Linked DNA regions of Mus musculus: region 2 is linked to region 1. A link is a loop called in an ENCODE intact Hi-C map of the cell type or tissue named here. Cell type or tissue: heart. All regions are shown on one strand. Links, peaks and the distances in the headings refer to the core of each region. The heading gives the core; the rest is flanking DNA. Region 1 overlaps 2900026A02Rik (RIKEN cDNA 2900026A02 gene). Region 2 overlaps Myo18b (myosin XVIIIb).

Region 1 (10,088 bases), core at 4,479-6,978:
TCCACAGGTCTGTGACGTGTGGTCTTCTCTGAAGGTTCCCTTTCTCAGATTTCTTTCATACCCTTGTCTCCAGCTCCTTTCCGGTGGCACCACGTCCTTTATCTGATCAGTGTGAACTTGTGTGTGTGTGTGTGTGTGTGTGTGAGAGAGAGAGAGAGAGAGAGAGAGAGAGAGAGAGAGAGGTTTGAAAGCATTTTTATAGCCCCCCTCTCCCCCCTCCCAGTTTGCAGGAGGCTTCCCTGGCTGAGGCTCCTCTTCCTCTCTCTGTGTCTTTGAGGACCCTTTTTTTCCCCAGGAGCCCTGGGTGACTTCCCTTGGCTCCTCTCTCTGGCTCCCTCCGAGTCCCACGAGCCGTGCCTGAGGCCTGTGGGACAACTCAGCCCTGCAGGACTGGGCTTTCTTCAGTCTCAGGCCTGCAGGGTTGGGAAGCAGCCACTAGGGGGCAGCAGTGCCCAGCCCACTCCTGGCTCCTCCCACAGCCTGTGATGGACACGCAGTGACTCTGGGGACTCATTTTCACCTGTGGAACAGAGCAAATGTCTTTTCATTAATACTTGGCCGAGGAAGCTCCTTCCTATCATCTCCACCTCTCCTTTCCCTCTCCCTCTTCCTCTTCCTCTCCTGCTTACCCCCTTCTTGGTATAAAAGGGGGAAACCGAGGCCCACAGAGAGGACCCTACTTGGTTAGGGTAGCCTTCCAGGAGAGTTTAGGGATTCAGTCACGGCTCTGTGCTTGCCTGAAGTGCTCAGGAAAGTCTGGTGAATGTCTGTTAGTCTGTCTGGCGCATGTTGTCCATTTGTCTGGTGAATGTCTGTCTGTTAGTCTGTCTGGTAAATGTCTGTCTGGTAAATGTCTGTCTGTTAGTCTGTCTGGTGAATGTGGTCCATTAGTCTGTCTGGTGAATGTCGGCCATCAGTCTGTCCATAACTTCATGCTGTCATTCACTCCCCTGGCCTGAAGCACTCTGTGTAGCCAAGGATAACCTCACACACTATTTCTCCTGTGTTGAGAGTACAGGTGTGTGCGGCCATGCCCCGTTTGTGAGTCCTAGGGCCTGATAGATGCCAGACCAGCACTCTGCCAGCCAAGCTACATTCTGGCGCCCAATCTCTGTGCTTTGAACCTGCCTTGGGATTTGTCTGCCCTTACTTGAGAGCCACCCACCTCCCCTGCCATTCAAGCAAACACATTCCATCCTGCTAAAAAGAAAATTAAGGTTCAGAGGGGCTCAGCCACCTGCCTTAGGCCACACAGCATTAAGAATAGTTAGACCAGGGGCCCACATGCCTTGCCTGAAACTTGGGCCCTTCCCAGGACTATGCTGGGTGGGCTGTCAGTGTGTGCCTGTGTGCCTCTGTGTGTGTGTGTGTGTGTGTGTGTGTGTGTGCAATCCCCTGCCAGCACCCTGCTGCAGCCCCTTCAGGACAGGAGACACCCGGGGCTCAGCTAGGGTTGGCCATGGCTGTTCTGTCTGTCACACTCTAAGCCAGCTGGGGACCCACAGGGCTGATTGATTGGTATATCTGCACTGCCCCACCCAGCACTGCTGGTCATGGGACTGCTCACCGGCTGCCCTGCAGGGCAGAGGGAGGCGGCCACATGCTCTGCCCACACTGTGGGTGCCACCCGCACGGCCAGGTGCTTTCTGTTGTTTGCACCTGCGAGCTGCCCTCCTGGGAAAGGAAGATGTCTGCTGTCTCAGGGGTTTTAGCTGAGGCCTGGGACGATGGGAAATAACCTCGCCTGGTCCTGTGGTGCTTCCTCCCTCAGGGGTGGCCACCCTTCTGCTCGGGGTTTATGATCTCCAAGGGGTTATAGAACAAGATGACTCAGTGTGGACCCTGACCTTGGGCACAGTTTACCCAGCAGCCCCTCCTGTAACAGTAAAGTCACAAGGCTTTACTGGGGTTCTGGGGTTTCCACAGTGCCACAGACTTCTGGAAAGGGATGGGGGCGCAGGGAGAGGGATATGGGGGAGTGGGGACTGGGAAGAGGGGTGTGAGAGGAGGAGGGACTGGGGAGAGGGATGTGGGGGGCTGTTTCTTGTTAGGCCAGCAAGGGCTTCTTTGAGGAAGTGACTCAGGGTGGAGCATGTCAAAGAATCAGAGGCAGGTGACAGGAACAAAGGTCTTGGGACTTATTTCGTTTGATTATGATGGTGATGATGACAGTTTTGAGTGAGAGATTATTGGAGCTGAAGTGGAGAGGGTGATCCTTGGTAGCAGGATGAGGGTCATGTCTTAATCAGTGTTTCTATTCCTATATAAAACATTATGACCAAGAAGCAAGTTGGGGAGGAAAGGGTTTATTCAGCTTACATTTCCACATTGCTGTTCATCACCAAAGGAAGTCAGGACAGGAACTCAAGCAGGGCAGGAACCTGGAGGCAGGAGCTGATGCAGAGGCCATGGAGGGGTGATGCTTACTGGCTTACTTCCTCTGGCTTGTTCAGCTTGCTTTCTTATAGAACCCAGGACCACCAGCCCAGGGATGGTCCCACCCACAAGGGGCCTTTCCCCCTTGATCACTAATTGAGAAAATGTCTTACAGCTGGATCTCATGGAGGCATTTCCTCAAGGGAGGCTCCTTTCTCTGTGATAACTCCAGCCTGTGTCAAGTTGACACACAAAGCCAGCCAGTACAGGTTGGATCATATAGAACTTACTAAATGAATCTTGCTCATATCTATATGAGATCCCATATATGGGATTTATTAGAATGGCTTACAAGCTACAGTCCAGCTTGTCCAACTATGGCTGTCTGCCACCAGGAAGTCCAGGCATCTAGTAGCTGCTCAGTCCACGAGGCTGGATGTTGCAGCTGGTCTTCGAGGCCAGCCTGGTCTACAGAGTGAGCTCCAGGACAGCCAGGGCTACACAGAGAAACCCTGTCTCGGGAAACCCAAGGGAAGAAAGTGGGTGTTCTACTTCCAATGATTTAACTGAGGAAAAGTCCCTCACAGGTGTGCCTAGTCACTTGGGTTTTAGTTAATTCCCGATATAGTCAACTTGCCAACCAAGACTAGTCCTCACAGTGGTTTTGGTAGGGGTGTGTTTGTGTGTGTGTGTGTGCATGTGAAGCTAGAGGTCAGCCTTGACACTTGACCATAACACTTGGTCAGCCTGTGGCCTGGCCCTTTTCTAAGGAATTTTCTCTATCTTAAGGTGCTAGGGAGACCCCAGCTTAGAGATTCTGAACCTGAGGCTCAGATAGGGGAGGTGACCAACACAAGGACACACACTGCACAGCAACGCAGCCCGGGTGAGCCCTGGCCTGCAGCAGGGAGGGAAGGGGTCCCAGCCACTGCCACCTGCCCTCAGGAGTCCAGACACACCTGCCCTGCTTGGCAAGCTGCCCTGACAGGGCCTTGAACACTCTGACACACCTCCCTGGTGGACAGGGACAGGGTTGTAGGCCTCTACTGGGAGGAGGTCCAGGCTTGTGGGCACCTTTTAAAGGTTCATGTGACATCACATGACCGACGTGGGCTATCTGCCTAATCAGACAGCCTGGAGCCATTGGTGGGTGTGAGGAAGGAAGGGATTGTAGAGGGATGGTCACCGATTGCTGCCTCACTAGCACACCTAGGAGCTTCCGTGCCAGATGATGTGTTGAGGTGTGGGGAGAATGCCTAAGGTATGGTCTGGCATCAGATAAGACTAGAGGCCTTCATGTGCACACTAGTGCCGTTCCTGAAGAGGCCAGCAGAGGGTGCCAAAGCCTCTTGAGCTGGAGTTGTGTGCAGTTGTGAGCTACCTGGCTCGGGTGCTGGGACCCAAACTCTAATTCTTTGCAAGAGCAGTAAGCACCCTTAATCACTGAACCATCTCTCCAGCGCCTCCCTCTCATTGCCGACCCACGAGGCCCAAGATCCCTTACTGATTATGGTTTAACTCAGCATGTCCAACCTGGAGCTGGCTTACTGTCTCCCCCCTGCAAACGACTTCTTATGACACCCAGTCCCAGCCTGGCTGCCCCGCAGGTGTGCAGTCAGTGAACCCCATCATGTTTGTGAGGTCTGTGGTGACCACATGAGGTGTGTTCTGCTCTGATGGAAATGTGTGTTTGGGGGTGTTTCAGTTCAGGGCAGTTCCTGATCCTGCCTCTTGGTGGGCCATGATTGTTGTGCTTCTGAGCTATATAGCATTGCTGTCGATTAGAATTGCATGCATTGCAAGGTGTGGCTACAGTTGCTGCACTCCCCACCTGCAGTGTTTGAGTGTCCCCCACCCTTTGATTGCTAATACTCTCATGCCTTTTTTAATGCTCACACACCTTCAAGTACTGTTTGGCAGAGTTCTGGTAATGTTCTTTAAAATGTCCTGGAAGATTCCAGTCTGAGCCCCTGTTTCTCACCCAGCCTGTGTGGAAAAACAGCTTTATCCTAAAAGTCAACTCCTGATGATGGGCCATGCCTAAGGACTTTGGAGGCCGTGGGAGATGGTTCTATAATCCATTAGTGATGTCTGCATGAATCAAGGCAGGCAGAGAACTGGATGTCAAGTGTTTGTTACTCCTGGTTCAGGAGCAAGTTTTGTGACACGCAAACACACACACATACACACACACACACACAGAGTTCAGTGCACATATGAATGCACATGCCCCAAAAGAATTTGGAGAACTTTGCTTACAGTTCTCGAAATCTCAGAAATATTTGTCTATGTTTTGTCTCCCTCCCTTGTGGGTCTGGGCTCTCCTCCAACACAGGGGTACCTGAGCCTTGCAATCTATCAAGGTCTCAGGAGCTACCCAGCCTCCTGATGCCCGTGTCCTGTCCCAAATGGGACATCACCAAGTGTGTAGCAGGAAGATTCTCACAGGCTGCTGGGGACCCACACTGGGATCCTCACGCCTGCACAGCAAGCTCTCTACCCTCTGAGGATTCGCCAGCCCAGGATGATCTTGCACTCGCTTGGTAACCCAGGCAGGTCTTCCATCCTCCTGTCTCAATCTCTTGAGTAGCTAGAAAGACAAGCCTGAGTCATGATACCTGGCTATGACTTTTAAAAATAACTGTATAGTTTGTCTGTTTAAATTTCAACAGCTTTTGTTTGTTTGTTTGGAGACAGGGTTTCTCTGTGTAGCCCTGGCTGTCCTGGAGCTTGCTCTGTAGACCAGGCTGGCCTCGAACTCACAGAGATTTGTCTGCCTCTGTCTGGAGTTAAAGCCTGGTAGGGGCCCACCACCAGGCTAAACTTTGAATGCTCAGAGCTATAAAACCATTGCTACAGTGGGGCTTAGAAACTGTTATCACCCCCTGGGGATACCTACACCCACCAGTTGCCACACCTCCACTCCTTCCTCTCATGAGTCTGCTCTCTGGGCACATTCACCTGCACCCCAGAACCCAGAGGGATTTAGCAGCTCAGCAGAGACTTTTGGGCCTGGCTTTCCCTTGGAATGCTTCCGGTTTTGTGCATACAAGTGTCATGAACAAGTACCTTGTTCCTTTTTCATGGCTGAATAATATTCTGCTATATAAACATCCCATTTATTTATAATTAATAAAAGGGCTCAGGACACTGAGCTGGCATGGATCTCTACACAGAGTCCCTAGGTGGGACAGAGTGCGTGGGTGGATCTCTGAGGGTAGACCCCCCCAACTCACTATTGCTCAGCAGGGATTCCTAATGCCAGGCCTTCCTTGAGATGCCCTCAATTACCTTGAGATTCCTAACTCTAGCTTTGCAGCCCTGTCCCTCTGGACTGTGCGACTGAAGCTGCTTTGAGGGGGGACAAGCCCAGCCAGGGCAGGAATTCAGTGCCATGCAAGGTCAGAGGACTTGATACCTTCATGCCATGGTGCTGAGGCCTCACAAGGGTCTAGCTGATGGACTGAGGCTTGGAGAAACTGAGGCATGGGGAAGTGAGGTGATTTGGACAAAGCAGAGACTGGGGGGCATCAGAAGGACTCTGTACCCTGCAGCATCAGGTCTCAGTAGGGTGAGTGCTTTCTGACTGAGTTTTCTGTCCCTGTTCCCCCAGCCTTCTGTGAGATTGACCTTAACCAGAAACGACCACCAGGGGGCAGGGTGGAGGTGCTCAATGCAGTAGATTTTTAACATTCATTTTGTGTGTGTGTTGTGAGGTGTCAGTTCTGTATTCCATGTGGGTCCCAAGGATCAAATCCTGGGGGCCCTTAGGCTTTATATCAAGTGTCTTTGCTCACTGAGCCCTCGCTCAGGCCCAAGTTACTACTTTGTTTCTAAAGCCCGTCTCTTTGTCCTCAGCCTCTGAGGCCTCCTTTTCCATGACCCTGTTGATTCTCTCTGTCCACGGAGCTCGCTAATGGGCCATCCTGCCGTGTTCGCCCTTGACCCTGGGATGGTTTCTGTTCTTGGTACCCAGCGTCAGGGCCATCCTGGGTTGAGACCCTGCTGCATCCTGGGTTGAGGGCCATCCTGGATTGAGCACCCATGCCGCATGCTGGCCACATTTATGTTTACAATGATGCCTCTCTACCAGACAGAGGAAGAAACCTGTTTTTATTTCTAAAAGGAATGTGTGCTGGGTAGGAGGTAGGGTGCTCTGGTTAGCCCACAGCGAGAGAGCCTCGTGGGCTTGGGAACAATACTGCCGACTTGACAGGTTTTGAGACACCGCGCCTTTGGCTTGAAGTGTCTGACATCTTAGACCCATGGGTCCCTGTACACAGTAGGGGGCAGCATCCAGTAGGGCCTCAGGGGAAGTGGTGAGTGGGCGAGCTGCCTGGGTTCACATGCAGATGCCTGGGGTGCAGGAAGTGGGAGGTGTGATACTGACTCCGTGCCCCCCCCCCTCCCGCAGCACCCACTCCCTGTCTCTGCACAGGAATGTGGCTCGTGGGTCTGGCCGGCCACGTGGTCTGTGTGTCCGTGGAGGCTGAAATGTAGGTCACAGATGCAAGCCTTTGACCGACCTAAGACAGCACAGGAGAGTTAAACCCTCCCCCCGCCCCGCAGACAGATCTAGCTCACCAGAGTTTCTAACACAAGGTGTTAGACTCCCACAGGGTTCCCAAATCTAGTTTTGCAGCAGCCCTGTCCTTTGGGACTGCACACCAGGAGCTAACAGGATGCCAGGCCCACCCAGGGCAGGAATTCAGTGACATGCAGGGTCACTAATAAAAAGGCACAGAGGTAACCTATGATGCAGGTCACCTTTGGAGACCCTGGCATCAGTCCCTTAGAGGCATCCAGCTTGCTTTAGAGTGAGGGGTCATGTCTGAGCACCGGTTCAGGGCCTGCCATGGCCAGGAAGGGGCCTACGGAGGAGGAGCCAGAGGGAGTTGGCAGGCTAGGAGGGAGGGATGCCCAATTGTTGCATGAGGAGCTTGGGACAAGGAACTGTGGCTGGGACAAGGTGGCAAGGCCCTAGCTGGACCTCAGGCAATGAGCAGAGCCAGCCAGGTGGAGGCAGAGGTTAACTGGGACCCTGCGGGTCACTACACACATGTGACTCAAATGACAGGTCTCCTTGTCCGGCGCTGGAGGCCAGAGTGGGAAGTGAGTCTCGGTGTCGACAGGACGCCTTGCCTCCGGACAGTGCTTGGGAGAGTCCATTCTGTTGCCCGCCAGCCCCTCGAGGGTGCAGGCTTTTCTTGGCTTGAAGTCATGCTCTCCCTCCATAGTCTGCCTGACTCTCCCATGAATGTGCAGCCTCACCCCCTGCCCCCGTGACTGTACCTTGGGCCATCACAGCAAGGCACTAGAGGGAGGGACTGATATTTATTCCTGGAGGCTGAAAGCACAAGGTCAAGAAGTTGGAGGCTTCCGTCCCTCCACAGAGGACCTGTTCTTCCTCACGATGGTGCCTCTGGGTGTCCTCAGATGACAGAAGGGTTGAGCTGTCCCTTCAGCCCTTCCGAAGCCTGAGAAGTGGGTCCCTCATGGCTTCACCTTCTGAGGCTGGCCCCACGATCCAGAATGAGCCCACGTCGGGTTCCCTATGCTGTCTGCACCACTGGCTTCAGACATCGCCAGTTTCAAGATCGTAGGCGGAAGCATAGTTTTGGGGGTCGTCAGGGTCCGGTGGGGAGAGGCGAATAGGGCCCTGGGGTAGGGCGTTCACATAATACATCTAATAATACATCGTAATCTGCCGTTTTCCGTGCGTTCTGTCTACACCCTGGGCTTGCCTGGTCTGAGTTTGGAAGTTTCTTTTTTCTCTTGTCTTCCCCTACCACTACCTCCCATGGTGCCCTTCACTGTCATCGATGCTCCGCCCCCTCTACTGAGGCTCCGCCCCTATGCCTCCTGCTGTCCTGTGAGCTCCCCAGCTGGGCCCTGTTCTCCTTGTCCCTGGCTCCCTGCTGGGCCATCTGTCTTATGTGGCTTTGGGGTTCCTCTCTTTCCTGCCCATGTGGCTCCCTGTCATTCCATATCCTGTGTCTCTTTCTGCTTGTCACTCCCGGCCTCGCCTCCCGTCTCTCTTCCCTTCTCCCTGCTGCCCACTCTGCTTTGCCGTTGGTCTAGAGGAGCCCACAGCAGCAGGATCTGTCTGCCCGCCCGGCCTCTGGGCAGTCAGTCCTTTAGTCAGCAGTCAGCCCTAAGGCCCTGCTTCTCCTCACCCCGTTAGCAGAGTGCCCAGTCAGTCAGTCAGTCAGTCAGTCTGTCAGTCTGAGCGCAGAGTACAGGCGTCACCTGCTCTGTCTGTCAGTCAGCTGCTGGGGCAGGCACTGCCTTGGACTTGTGTCAGTAACTAAGCATGGCCCAGCCCTCCACTGTTCTGTCAGACAGCTGTCAGTCAGAGAGCAGGGCATGCGCTCCAACTTGTGGTTGGTCGGTTAGTGAGTAGGGCGGGCTTCCAACTGTTTTCAGGGCAGCTCCTCAGTGAATGAGCAGGGCCCACTGTGTTAACCAGTCAGGGTGTCCAGGCCCAGTTGTTAGGGGGCGGGGCTGGTCTTAGAGGGCGGGGCCCGGACAACTGCTCTGTCAGTCAGTCAGGGGCGTGACCTGCCTTAGCCAGAGGGCGGGGCCTGGCCTCTACTGTTCTGCCAGTCATTCAAGGGGCGGGACCCGGCCACAACTGTTCTGTCAGTCAGGGGCCGGAGCCTGCCTTAGCCAGAGGGCGGGGCCCGGCCTCCACTGTTCTGTAAATCAAGTCAATGATCAAAATCCAGCCTCTACTGTTCTGTCAGTCATGGGTCAGGCCGTCCTCCACTTTTTTGTCAGTCATTAAAGGGGCGGGGCCCGGCCTCCACTGTTTTGTCAGTCAGTCAGAGGGTGGGGCCTGACCATATATATATATATTTTTTTTTTATCATTCAGAAGGCAGGGCCAGCCTCCAGTGTTCTGTCACTCATTCAGGGGGCGGAGCCCGGCCTTCAGCTATGATGCCTGTCCCTGAGACTGCCCGACCTGACTCAGCGCTGTAACCAAGGCCATGTGATGAGCAGCTAAGGCCCAGACCTGCTGGGTGAGGGGTTCTGAGAGCAGATGAACCTCAGCCCTGCCTCTGAGGGACTTTGAAGATTATTGCCCTGCAGTGTCCCTAGCGGTTAAGCCCAGCCGCCATGTTCAAGGCGGGTTTTCCCTTAGCTGCTGTGCCTCTCTGGGCAGGTGGCGAGTGGGGCTAAAGTATGCATCACCAAGGAGCCAGTGTGTCCTTGGGGGCCGGGGCCAGCCTCTGCTTCTGCTCCGTCCTGAATGCATCTCCTCATATCACTTTCCTCTCTCAGAACCGGAAGGACCTGGGTCTGCCTGAAAGCCGGGCTGGTCTCTGGAGGGTGGCACTGAGTAGGCGTCCTTGATTTGAATCCCGGCTCCCACTGAATAAGCCTTCACTTTGAGCCTCTCTCTCTCTCTCTCTGAGCCTCTGCTTCCCTTTCTGTAAAATGGGGATAACTGAGCTCTTGCCAAGGCTGCTAGTGGGAGGAACACACAGGCTTGAGGCCAGCCCTGTGAGCCTGTGCCCGGCCTTGTGAGCCTGTGCCCAGCTGTGCCTTCCCTCCCTGTAAGGTCTCCGGGAGGAGGTTTGCTGGGACACATGTTCTATTCCTCTCCCGTGTAATACATTCTTACCCACACACAGAGGCACACATGCGCGCGTATACACGCCCACCCACAGTCATTGGCATCATGCGTTCATAGTTAATATCCACACA
Region 2 (10,088 bases), core at 4,868-7,367, 290 kb after region 1:
TGGGCACCAGTTTGACTTCTCTGTGTTTGATGATGTGGATGGTGTTTTCTTAGAAGAGGGTCTTAACCACCAGGTTGTCAAGGGCAACCAACATCCTTGACAACAGCCTGTGATGTTTGGGGGTTTCCATGGGACTCCCTTTGGCCAACAACTCAACAGGATGCAACCTATTCCTGGAAATGGAAGCTTTACTGGGTAGCATAAAATGTCTACTTGGGGCATTGTCTACCCCATATGTCATGACTCTGTTTAGATTCCTTTCATATATGTGTATATTTTAGGAAACTTCTATAGCTGTGGGTTCCCAAATGTTTTTACAAATGTCCTTTGGTGTTAGTCGTCCCTTCCCTTATTTGCTCCTTCACTCTGTCCCCCCCCCATCCCTCTCCCCATCTAACCCTCCCCCTTTCCTCTTTCCTAGTCTCCTCACCACACTGAATTCTATTTTCCCTTCCTTGGGATATCCTTTCCTCGCCTCCTTCTCAACCTTCCTAACCCGTGGCCCTTTAATACAGCTCCTCGTGTTGTGACAACCCCCCCAACCATAAAAATTATTTTGTTGTTACTTCATAACTGTAATTTTACTACTGTTGTGAGTTATACATATATGATATGCTGGATATATTTCCATTGTTACAAACTGGCCCAAAGGGGTCATGACCCACAAATTGAGACAATGTAGCATCAGGAACGTTGAGAACATTGCCATAGACAATGGCTACTAGGTTGCCAACCTCTGTGCTTTTTTGAATTGTAGTGGGCATACTGAATGCTGAGAATCTAGCATCCATACATGAAAGGACACATACAATATTCACCTTCTTAGGTCTGGGTTACCTCACTCAGGATGACATATACGTATTATGAATTATATTTTATTGTGTGAATGTGCTACATTTTAATGATTGATCTGCTTATCACTTGATGGACATCTAGGCTATTGTGAACAGAGCGGCAGTGGAGATGGTTGAGCAAGCGTCTCTGGGGGAGGATGAAGTGTTTTTTGGGTTTGTGCCCCAGAGTGGTATAGCTGGGTCTTAAGGTGGATTGATTTCTAGCTTCCCAAGGAAATACCACAAAGATCTCCATAGCATCTGTACGAATTCGGACTCCCACAGCAACGCATGAGTGTCCCCTGTCCCCATATCCTCCCCAGCATGAGTCATTCTGACAGGTGAAAGCTGAAATCTCAAAGTAGTTTTATTTGCATTTCCTTGATGACCAAGGATGTTGAACATGTCTTTAACTGTTTCTCAGTCACTCATGTTTCCTCTTTAGAGAATTTTGCTTAGTTCTGTTCCTCATTTTTACTTGAGTTATTTGTTTTCTTGATATTAGGTTTTGTGTTGTTGTTGCTGCTGCTTATTACATTTTGGATATAAGCCCTCTATTAAATGTGTAGTTAGTAAAAAGCTTATCCTCATTCTGTAGCCTGCCACTTTGCCCGAATGACTGTGTCCTTTGCCTTACAAGATCTTGTCAGCTTCGTGAGGTCCCATTTATTAATTGTTGATCTTAGTGCCTATGCTAATGGTATTCTGTTCTTTCCTGTGTCCATGGGTTCAGGATTATTCCCCACTTTCCTTTCTGTCAGACTCAGTGTATCAGCCTTATGTTGAGGTCCTTGATCCATCTGGAGTTGGGCTTTGTACGGGATGATAAGTATGGATCTATTTGCATTCTTCTGCATGCAGACATCCTGTTTGACCAGCATTTATTGAAGACACTGTCTATTTTCTAGCGTTCATTTTTTGACTCTGTGTCAAAATTCAGGTGTCCATAGGTGTGTGGACTTAGGCCCAAGTCTTTAGTTTGAGTCTATTGACCACTGATCAGCATGCCTGTCTCTGTGTCAGTGCCATGCTGTTTTAATTAGTCCAGTTCTGAAGTTCAGATTGACACTGGGGATGCTGAGCCCCCCAGCAGTTCTTTTGATATTCAGGGTGGTTTCAGCTGTCCTGGATTTCAATATAAAGCTGAAGAGTGTGGTTGTTTTGTTGTTGTTGTTGTTGGTGGTGGTGGTGGTGTGTATGTGTGTGTGTGTGTGTGTCTGTGTGTAGAATCATGTTGGGATTTTGATGCAAATGACTGTAGGGTTGTGGGGTCCCCGCGTCTACTCTGCCAGAGAGCATGGCCACTCAGGGAGGCAGTACTAGGGAAGTTGACTGCCCTTACCCCACAACTTTGCAGGGCAGATGTTGGGCTGTAGGGAAGCCTTGGGATACCACTCCCGCGGTGGGGAAGCACAGTCTGAGGTGGGGGGTACACAGAGCTGGCTCAGGGGTCCCTGGGCTTGCAAGGAGGCTGGGGCCATCTGGTTCTCAGGCTCTCAAACATCCTGGTGCCACTGGGATCCGAGGAAGAGCTGAGAATGGAGTGGGGGCCCACAGGCTGGATCTAGCCAGGGGGAAAGGGAAAGGGAAAGGGAAAGGGAAAGGGAAAGGGAAAGGGAAAGGGAAAGGGAAAGGGAAAGGGAAAGGGAAAGGGAAAGGGAAAGGGAAAGGGAAAGGTAGAAAGCTCCGACTGGTCCCTTGGGAAGAGTCCTTGACTTGATTTTGGCTTGGTTTTGTTGGTAGCTGTGACTTGGGGCACAGAGAGACCTTCTATGGGAGATTAGACAGAGGCTCTATAGGCAAAGGCCTTCTGCATGACTCCCCATGGTGGACCCTGGTGAAAAGAGGCAGTCCATGCTTTTAAGACATTTATTATCATGGCAGAAAGTGGATGAGTTAAACCGTACCTCACTTCTCAGGGCGGGCCTGAGATTAAATACCTTTTGCAGGAAGGAGTGTCTGGGAAGGAAAGCTGATTAGCTAAGTCTTCAGGCCTGTAGGTAACATTAAAATGGAGATCTGTCTTGAGCCTATGTGACCACAAGTCATGTCCTCTACCTGTGGATGGGTTTGGGGCATTGCCCTTATGTGACTGATGGCCACAAATCTATGGAGGGCTGCAGCTAGTGACAGGGGCCTGGAGCCCGGGAATCAGGCGTAGCACCCCTCATCCCTTTAGGGTCACTGGGGCTTCTAGCCTTAGTTCAACTGGGAAACAGGCTACCTTTCACCGTCCTACAAATGGCCATCTTCTCTGGGATGGATTTCACACATTTGGGTCAGGATAATCTGCACTGTCTTAGTCAGGGTTTCTATTCTGCACAAAACATCATGATAAACAAAACAAAACAACAAGTTGGGAAGGAAAAGGTTTATTCAGCTTACACTTTCACACTGCTGTTCATCACTGAAGGAAGTCAGGGCAGGAACTCAAGCAGGGCAGAAACCTGGAGGCAGGAGCTGATGCAGAAGCCATGGAGGTGTGCTGTTTACTGGCTTGCTTCCCCTGGCTTGCTCAGCCTGCTTTCAACCTAGCACTACCAGCTCAGGGATGGCTCCACCCACCATGGACTAGAGCCTTCCCCATTGATCACTAATTGAGAAAACTCGTTACAGTTGGATCTCACGGAGGCATTTCCTCAAGGGAGGATCCTTTCTCTGTGACAACTCCAGCTTGTGTCAAGATGACACACAAAACCAGCCAGTACACGCACATTCCTTCCAGAAAGCGCCTTTTCTGGAAGGAATCCTGTTCCTCAGCTGAAATGCCCTTCATCTCCACTGGACTGAGTCATGTTGAATCTTCTGGAACTCGATCTCCACGCTGCTTAGGCAGGCATCGTCTTTGTGCAAGCGCCTTGGAGAGACACACACAAGACCGTGTATGTCTCTCCCGAGATGTGACCTTAGGGCACAGGGTTGAGAGGAGGAGTGCCTCACACACTGTCTGCTCAGTGACTGGCAGCCTTATGGCTGGCCCACTGTCATGGGAACGGATGACGGTCTTAGCAGAAGATGGAGTAGTATCTTTTCATTCATGATGTGGTGGGAGCAGAGCCGAGCCCGGTGCTAACCAGTCTCTCTCTCTCTCTCTCTCTCTCTCTCTCTCTCTCTCTCTCTCTCTCTCTCTCTCTCCTATTCAGTGTGTCTGGCTTGTGTCCACTCACCTCATGCTCTCCATGTGTCTGTAAGGCTTCACTCCTCGCCTGCCAGGAGCACTCAGAAGCACAACGTCATCGCCCGAGTCCAGCTACCTGTGTCACCATGGCCATTTCGTCACGCCTTGCCCTGTGGGAGCAGAAGGAAAGTTGTGTTTTGGGGGGCTGGGGTCACAGGGCCAGACTCTACCCTGGCAAGAGGGGCTGTGGCCTGGGTGGCCTGACTCACACCCACACACCCACACGTACCTCAGGCAGGGAATGATGATGGTCTTCTGTCTCTGTGCCTGCCTGGTCTGGATCTGTTGACTCCTTCCCATCCCTTAGCAGGAGGCTGGGAATGGGGGTAGTGTGGCATCTATAGCCCACAGCAGCCTGACAGAGGGCTGAGGCAGGAGGGAGGAGAGAGTGGAGGGGGTGCAGAGGTGGACTGTTGGCTGCCGGTCTAGTGCTAGAGGGTTTCTGTGAATCTACCTCTGGTCACTACAGAGACCTGGACAATGGCTCTTACCTAACCTGGCTATCCTTCCTTTTCCACAGGATTCCTTAAGGGCTCCTTGGTCTCTGATACCTTCCCCTCCTACTTTCTCCTCTCCTTTCCTCCTATTCTTTTTCTTCCCTTTGTATAGACATTATTATTATTATTATTATTTTTGAGACAGGGTTTCTCTGTATAGCCCTGGCTGTCCTGGAACTCACTTTGCAGACCTGCCTGGCCTCGAACACAGAAATCCACCTGCCTCTGCCTCTGCCTCCCAAGTGCTGGGATTAAAGACGTGTGCCACCACCACCTGGTTGTATAGACACTATTATTTAAAAATAAAAAAAAATAAGAACTTTTGTCCATGGTTGGTTCCAGGGATACAGAACCCACAGCGAAGAAAACGGGTGGCATAGGCCATGGTTAAGTCTTCCCAGCCTCTTGGTGGTCCCAGCACACAGGAATAATTGATTATTATTATCTATTACTTCAAGTCCCCAGAAGGCTTCTTCAAGAAGCTGGGAGGTACCACAGAGACAAGCTTGGAGTGCAGTGCATCCTGGGAGTATCCCTGTCTTAGGTGGGAAGAGCATTTTCTTCTGGGGTTTCTCCAGTGGCCCCTTGGGGCCAGAAGCGTGAGGGCAGAGGAGCCTGGTGTCGAGCCACCCCTCCTGACATCTCAGAAGCTGCTCTGAGAGGTGGTTTGGGTTCTTCTCAGGAGGAGACTCTCCAGGCTGAAGCCACCTCTCCCGTACAACCTCTAATGTCCACACTGGTCCATTCTGTCCCCACACCTCTCGGCCTCATGGTGTCCCTCAGAGCCTTTCTGCTCTTCTCTTATGCTTTTCCCCTCAGATCCACCCGGGCATCACACACCATCTGGGGGAAGCCCTGGCCCTGCAGGCTCACTCTCACTTCTCTCCTCGCTTCCACACACAGATTCGAGAAGAAGACAAGAGCCCCCCTCCATCCTCTCCGCCTCCCTTGTTCTCTGTCATCCCTGGGGGCTTCATCAAGCAGCTGGTTCGAGAGACAGAGAAAGAGTCCAAAGAAGCCAGGAGGAGGAAGGCGGCAGCATTCACAGCCCCAGAAGTAGAGGTGAATGGCCCTGTGGGGGCAGAGCACAATGGGGCAGGGCGGGGCGGGGCAGGCGCCTTCCCATTCATATCCTCATATTGTCCTGAGTCAGTCCTCCTTTGCTCTCTGCCCTGCCGTATTCTTCCACTCTCTCTGTTGAGCTCCTATGCAAACTGAAAAGCCCATCTCCAATTGCCGACATCTGGAGAGTCTCACATTGCTCTACCTTTCTTAACTCCCCCATGGTTGCTTTCCTTGAGACCACACAGAGCTCATTTAATCGCATGACTTATTCAGCTATGAATTTCTAAACAGCAGCAGCTGCCTTCCGCTCAGCTGTGCCCTGAAAGTAGCTCTCATGCTCTGAATTAGTTCCTTGTCCCAGGCCAGCCTGGAACTTCTATTTCAGCCCATTCAGTCTCCTGAGTGGCCGTGGTTATAGGCCTGGCCACTGGCTGGTCTCTGTTCATTCATTAAAGCGGAAAAGATGCTGGCATGTCCCTTCCTCGGAGAGCCTGATGTTGAAGCATTGGCATCCTTCTGGGTCGGGCACATGAGCTGGTGGTCCCACACACCAGTGTCCTCCAGCTGCAAGTCTCTCAGCCCCTTCCAAGTCTCTTGGAACATCCACTATCCAACAACTGAAGGCTTTATCCCAGCTAGGTTGTAGATCTTGGATGCTTGCTTCATCTGCTATTCCTTCTGATTGGTATCGATGGGCATCATCAGTCAAAACTGTGTTAGGCAGACAGGGCACCAGTTCCTGCTGCCTCTATACTGCCCTCTTGAGGCAAAGAGAGTTATGGCAGAATTGGGCTGAGAGGACCAGGGATTATAAAAACCAGGTGTTGGCTTAAATCCGGAGTGTCACCCTGGCTCCATCTTTGCTCCCTCCTCCTCCTTGGCCCATTTACACTACACGTGCTTGCACCTGTTTAATGACAGGGGCTTCCCTGTGTCAGCAAGCCACTCACAACTGACTGGAAGCAGCTGTGGGGACAGCAGTTGGGTCTCATTGAAGAGACTGACAGGGTGGCTGGGCCCTGTGCCTGCTCCTGTCTGACTTAAGGAATAAACAGAGGCCACACTTAAATCTCGGATAGGAAGTGGTCCTGTAAAATGTTCCTGTCTATCACCAATGTTCACTTAGTGATTGTGGCACTGTTTAAAACAGTAATGGGGACGGAAGTCACACCTGCTTCTCAGAGGTGGAGACTGAAGCACAGAGAGGTCAAGACACTTTCCTCAAGGTCACCAGGCCAGGTAGAGGCAGAGCCATGCCGTGTAAAGCTCTCTTTCTGGGGCTGCCTGGGAGAGCAGGCAGGTGAGATATAGGAAACAGAGTGGACAGGAGGGGTGGAGAAAAGGTATGCCTGCTGGCCATCAGGACCAGCATGAACAAACATGAGGGCATAGGGAATGGGTGGGTGGGCCAGAACTAGGAGGTATCCAGTGTGGCCAGAGAGTGAGGCGAGTGGACACAGACAGACCCTGAAAAGGCTTGGAGGAACCGAGGGTGTGTTCATGGACTTCCAGTAGACTTGGGGTGGCCACCAATGCCCTGATCAGTGGCCACCAGTGTCTTGATCAGTTGTAAAAGGACAGTTGGCTGATGGGTGATAGATGACTGGGAGGTTGTATGGGATGGGCAGTCGGTTTGAGAACCTGGACGGCTGGAGTGGAAACTGTGCCCCTCCTCCCATCTCCTCCTCTTGAGATCACAGAAGAGCTTTTCACACTCAGCTCGCAAAACTCCACACAGCACGCTTCTGTTATGGAGGGGCCTAAGCTCACAGAAGATAGGAGACAATGGGCCGAAGTTGCCCCACACCTGCACTGAGATGGGAATGCGTATCCTTACTGATGATCTCATCTGGAGGGTTGAGATGTGTTTTAGTCAGGGTTTCTATTCCTGGGCAAACATCACGACCAAGAAGCAAGTTGGGGAGGAAAGGGTTTACTCAGCTTACACTTTCCACATTGCTGTTCATCACCAAGGAAGTCAGGACTGGGATTCAAGTAGGTCAGGAACAGGAGCTGATGCAGAGGCCATGGAGGGATGTTACTTACTGGTTTGTTTCCCCTGGCTTGCTCAGCCTGCTTTCTTAAGGAACCCAAGGCTACCAGCCTAGGGATGGCACCACCCACAGTGGGCCCTCCCACCCACTAATTGAAGAAATGCCTTACTGTTGGATCTCATGGAAGTACCTCTTTAAGGGAGGTTCATTTCTCTGTGATAACTCCAGCTTGTGTCAAGTTGACACAGAAAACCAGCCAGTTACAAGATGGAAATATAACAGATATATCTACAGCAGCTACTGAGGACTGACCGTGTGCTGGGCCACCACCAGTCTTTATATCCACCCTGCATGGCAGGTCTTTATGATCCTTGTGTTATTGTCAAGAAATTGGCTCAGAGAGGAGGAGAAGGAGGTTACCCAACACCACACAGTGAAAAGAGGCAGAGTGGCATTAAACTCCCTTTTGTTGGATTCCCGAGTCTACCTTCCTCCCCCTGATTCTGTGGACCCTCAGCCGCTATCTAGGCTGAACCTCACTGTCAGGCACAGATTCTGAGGATGTCAGAAGGGCTTGGGTTTCTTTGTGTGGGTGAAACTGGGAATGATTGGCTGTTGGTCAGTCATGCAGCAACTAAGCACATTATGGTCTCTTTCCTAGATCCCAGCAGTTCCAACTAACCAAACCAACAAGACCAACAATGTCCCCAAGCCTGGAAGCCAGCAGACTTCCCAGGACAGCTCATCCACCACTCAGAACAGCGCAGACATTCCAGGAAAGGAGCCCCCGGGGGCTGGTGACAAGGACTCCACACCTGTGACCAGCACTAGTGGGGAGAGACCTCAGGAGTCAGGTCCCACAGGAACACCCGCCAAAAGGACACTGCCCTTCAAGAGGGGCGTGAGGAGGGGCGATGTGCTGCTGATGGTGGCCAAGCTGGATCCAGAGTTGGCCAAGGCAGATCAGAAGGTCCAACCTCGTGATGTCCCCGTGGACAAGACCCCAGCTCCAGCCAAAGATTCTGGAGGGACAAAGAAAGGGGTGACCACGGGGACTTCCTCTGCCCCCCAGCCTTCTATGCCTGAGAAGACTAGGACTAGGGGAGTTGGAGATACAGGCCAAAGCACAAAGGGTGGGAAATGTCAGGGCACAGAGGGAAAGGGGAGCCGGGACCCCCAGACCATCGGGCAAAAAGAAGGTGAGTCTCAGAGCACAGAGGAGCAGGGGACCAGGTCCCAAGCTCAGGAGGCAGGAAACAAGGAGCAACTGGGAACAGCAGAGAAAGAAGGAGGGGGTCCCCCAAAGAAGATGGAAAAAGAGGATGAGCCCAAGGTTGCAGGGGCTGAAGTCAGACCTGTGGAACCCCCAGTCCCGCTAAGGAAGTGGGGAGGTTTCTTGGGTTGGAGAAGCAAGTGGGACAGTCCTCAGAGCAAGGACAGAGTAACAGAGTCACATCGTAAGGATGAGAAGACCGGCGACTTGCAAAGCCCAGCGGTAGACAGGAGCTGTGGGCAGCTAGCAGAACCCACAGGGCAGCCATCAGGGCCCACGGGGCAGCCATCAGGGCCCACGGGACAGCTATCAGAGTCCACGGGGCAGCCATCGGGGCCCACGGGGCAGCCAGCGGGACCCACGGGACAGCCAGCAGGGCCCACGGGGCAGCCAGCGGGGCCCACGGGACAGCCAGCAGGGCCCACGGGGCAGCAGCAGGAGGCTCCAGTGAAGATGGAAGGAAAGGTGGGGAGACCTCAGAAAAAGCTGGTGACACCAAGGAAACCCCGAGAGCTCCCTGGGGTGGCAGCGAAGACTCAGAATCCTGAGGAAAGCTGCAAGGCCCCGGATAGGATTCCTACAACGGGGATATCAGCAGAGGCTGCAAAGAGGGACGGCCAGCCAGAGAGCAGGGTGCAGGGAGCCGGGGAGCCCCGTGTGTGCACAGAGGAAGAAGTGGATGTGGTGAAGCCTCAGGCAGAAGGTCACGTAGAGTCCATTCCTGAGGTCGTCATGGAAAGGCTTTCTACGCTGAGGCCTATGGAGGAGAAGCAGATCCTGCAGGACCCGGATAGAGGGGGCCAGAGTGGAGACTCGGACCAGGTGATGGGCTGTGGACCCTAAGGATGGGATAGGGGAGGCTACGGGGTGGACATAGGGCTAGCCACAGCCCAGCACTCCCCAGGAGTGTACTCCCGAAGAGCTAGGTCCCTAGGCCCCACACGGCCCCTCCCCAGGCTAGATTTCGCCTATTACTACTTAGTGGTTACCGCGTCCCTTGTTACCCACAATTCTCTGTGCCGGCACCATGTGTAGATTCTCAGGCCGTGCCCTGGTGGCTTCTTGAAAGGTCCTGCGGGAGAGGTTAGGGGTCCCTACATCAACCCTGGGCTGGTGGTTTTTGCTGGTTAGGAGACCTTCTTTTTGCTCCCAGGCTTATGAGGATAGATGGTACGAGGCACAGAAAGTCTGGCTGGTGCAGAAGGACGGGTTCACGCTTGGTAAGTGGGCTCAGGCTGGCCTGGGGTT

What was found. Hi-C counts contacts between places; a loop is a spot of excess contacts. Peaks named below come from ENCODE experiments on the same cell type or tissue, not always from the same donor. Only the 100,000 strongest peaks of a DNase experiment are listed, where the experiment ranks them.
Region 2: a loop joins it to region 1, with 2.0 times the contacts of the local background. A loop is called at or near these places in 8 of 42 quality-filtered maps.

Annotation. Positions count from the first base shown.
Region 1 is chr5:113,163,862-113,173,949 of GRCm38, reverse strand. All of the region lies in intron 6 of 2900026A02Rik (RIKEN cDNA 2900026A02 gene), which reads left to right. Among named protein-coding and RNA genes, the nearest start is that of Gm42161, 24 kb to the right of the region's middle. In heart, for the core only: a CTCF peak has its summit at 6,036 (motif pointing right); no DNase peak of the experiment used is centred there.
Region 2 is chr5:112,873,467-112,883,554 of GRCm38, reverse strand. It overlaps Myo18b (myosin XVIIIb), which reads left to right. Exons shown (of 44, transcript NM_028901.2): 2 at 3,977-4,136; 3 at 5,412-5,570; 4 at 8,229-9,662; 5 at 9,994-10,060. The coding sequence starts at 4,098. Among named protein-coding and RNA genes, the nearest start is that of Myo18b, 18 kb to the left of the region's middle. In heart, for the core only: a CTCF peak has its summit at 6,338 (motif pointing left); no DNase peak of the experiment used is centred there.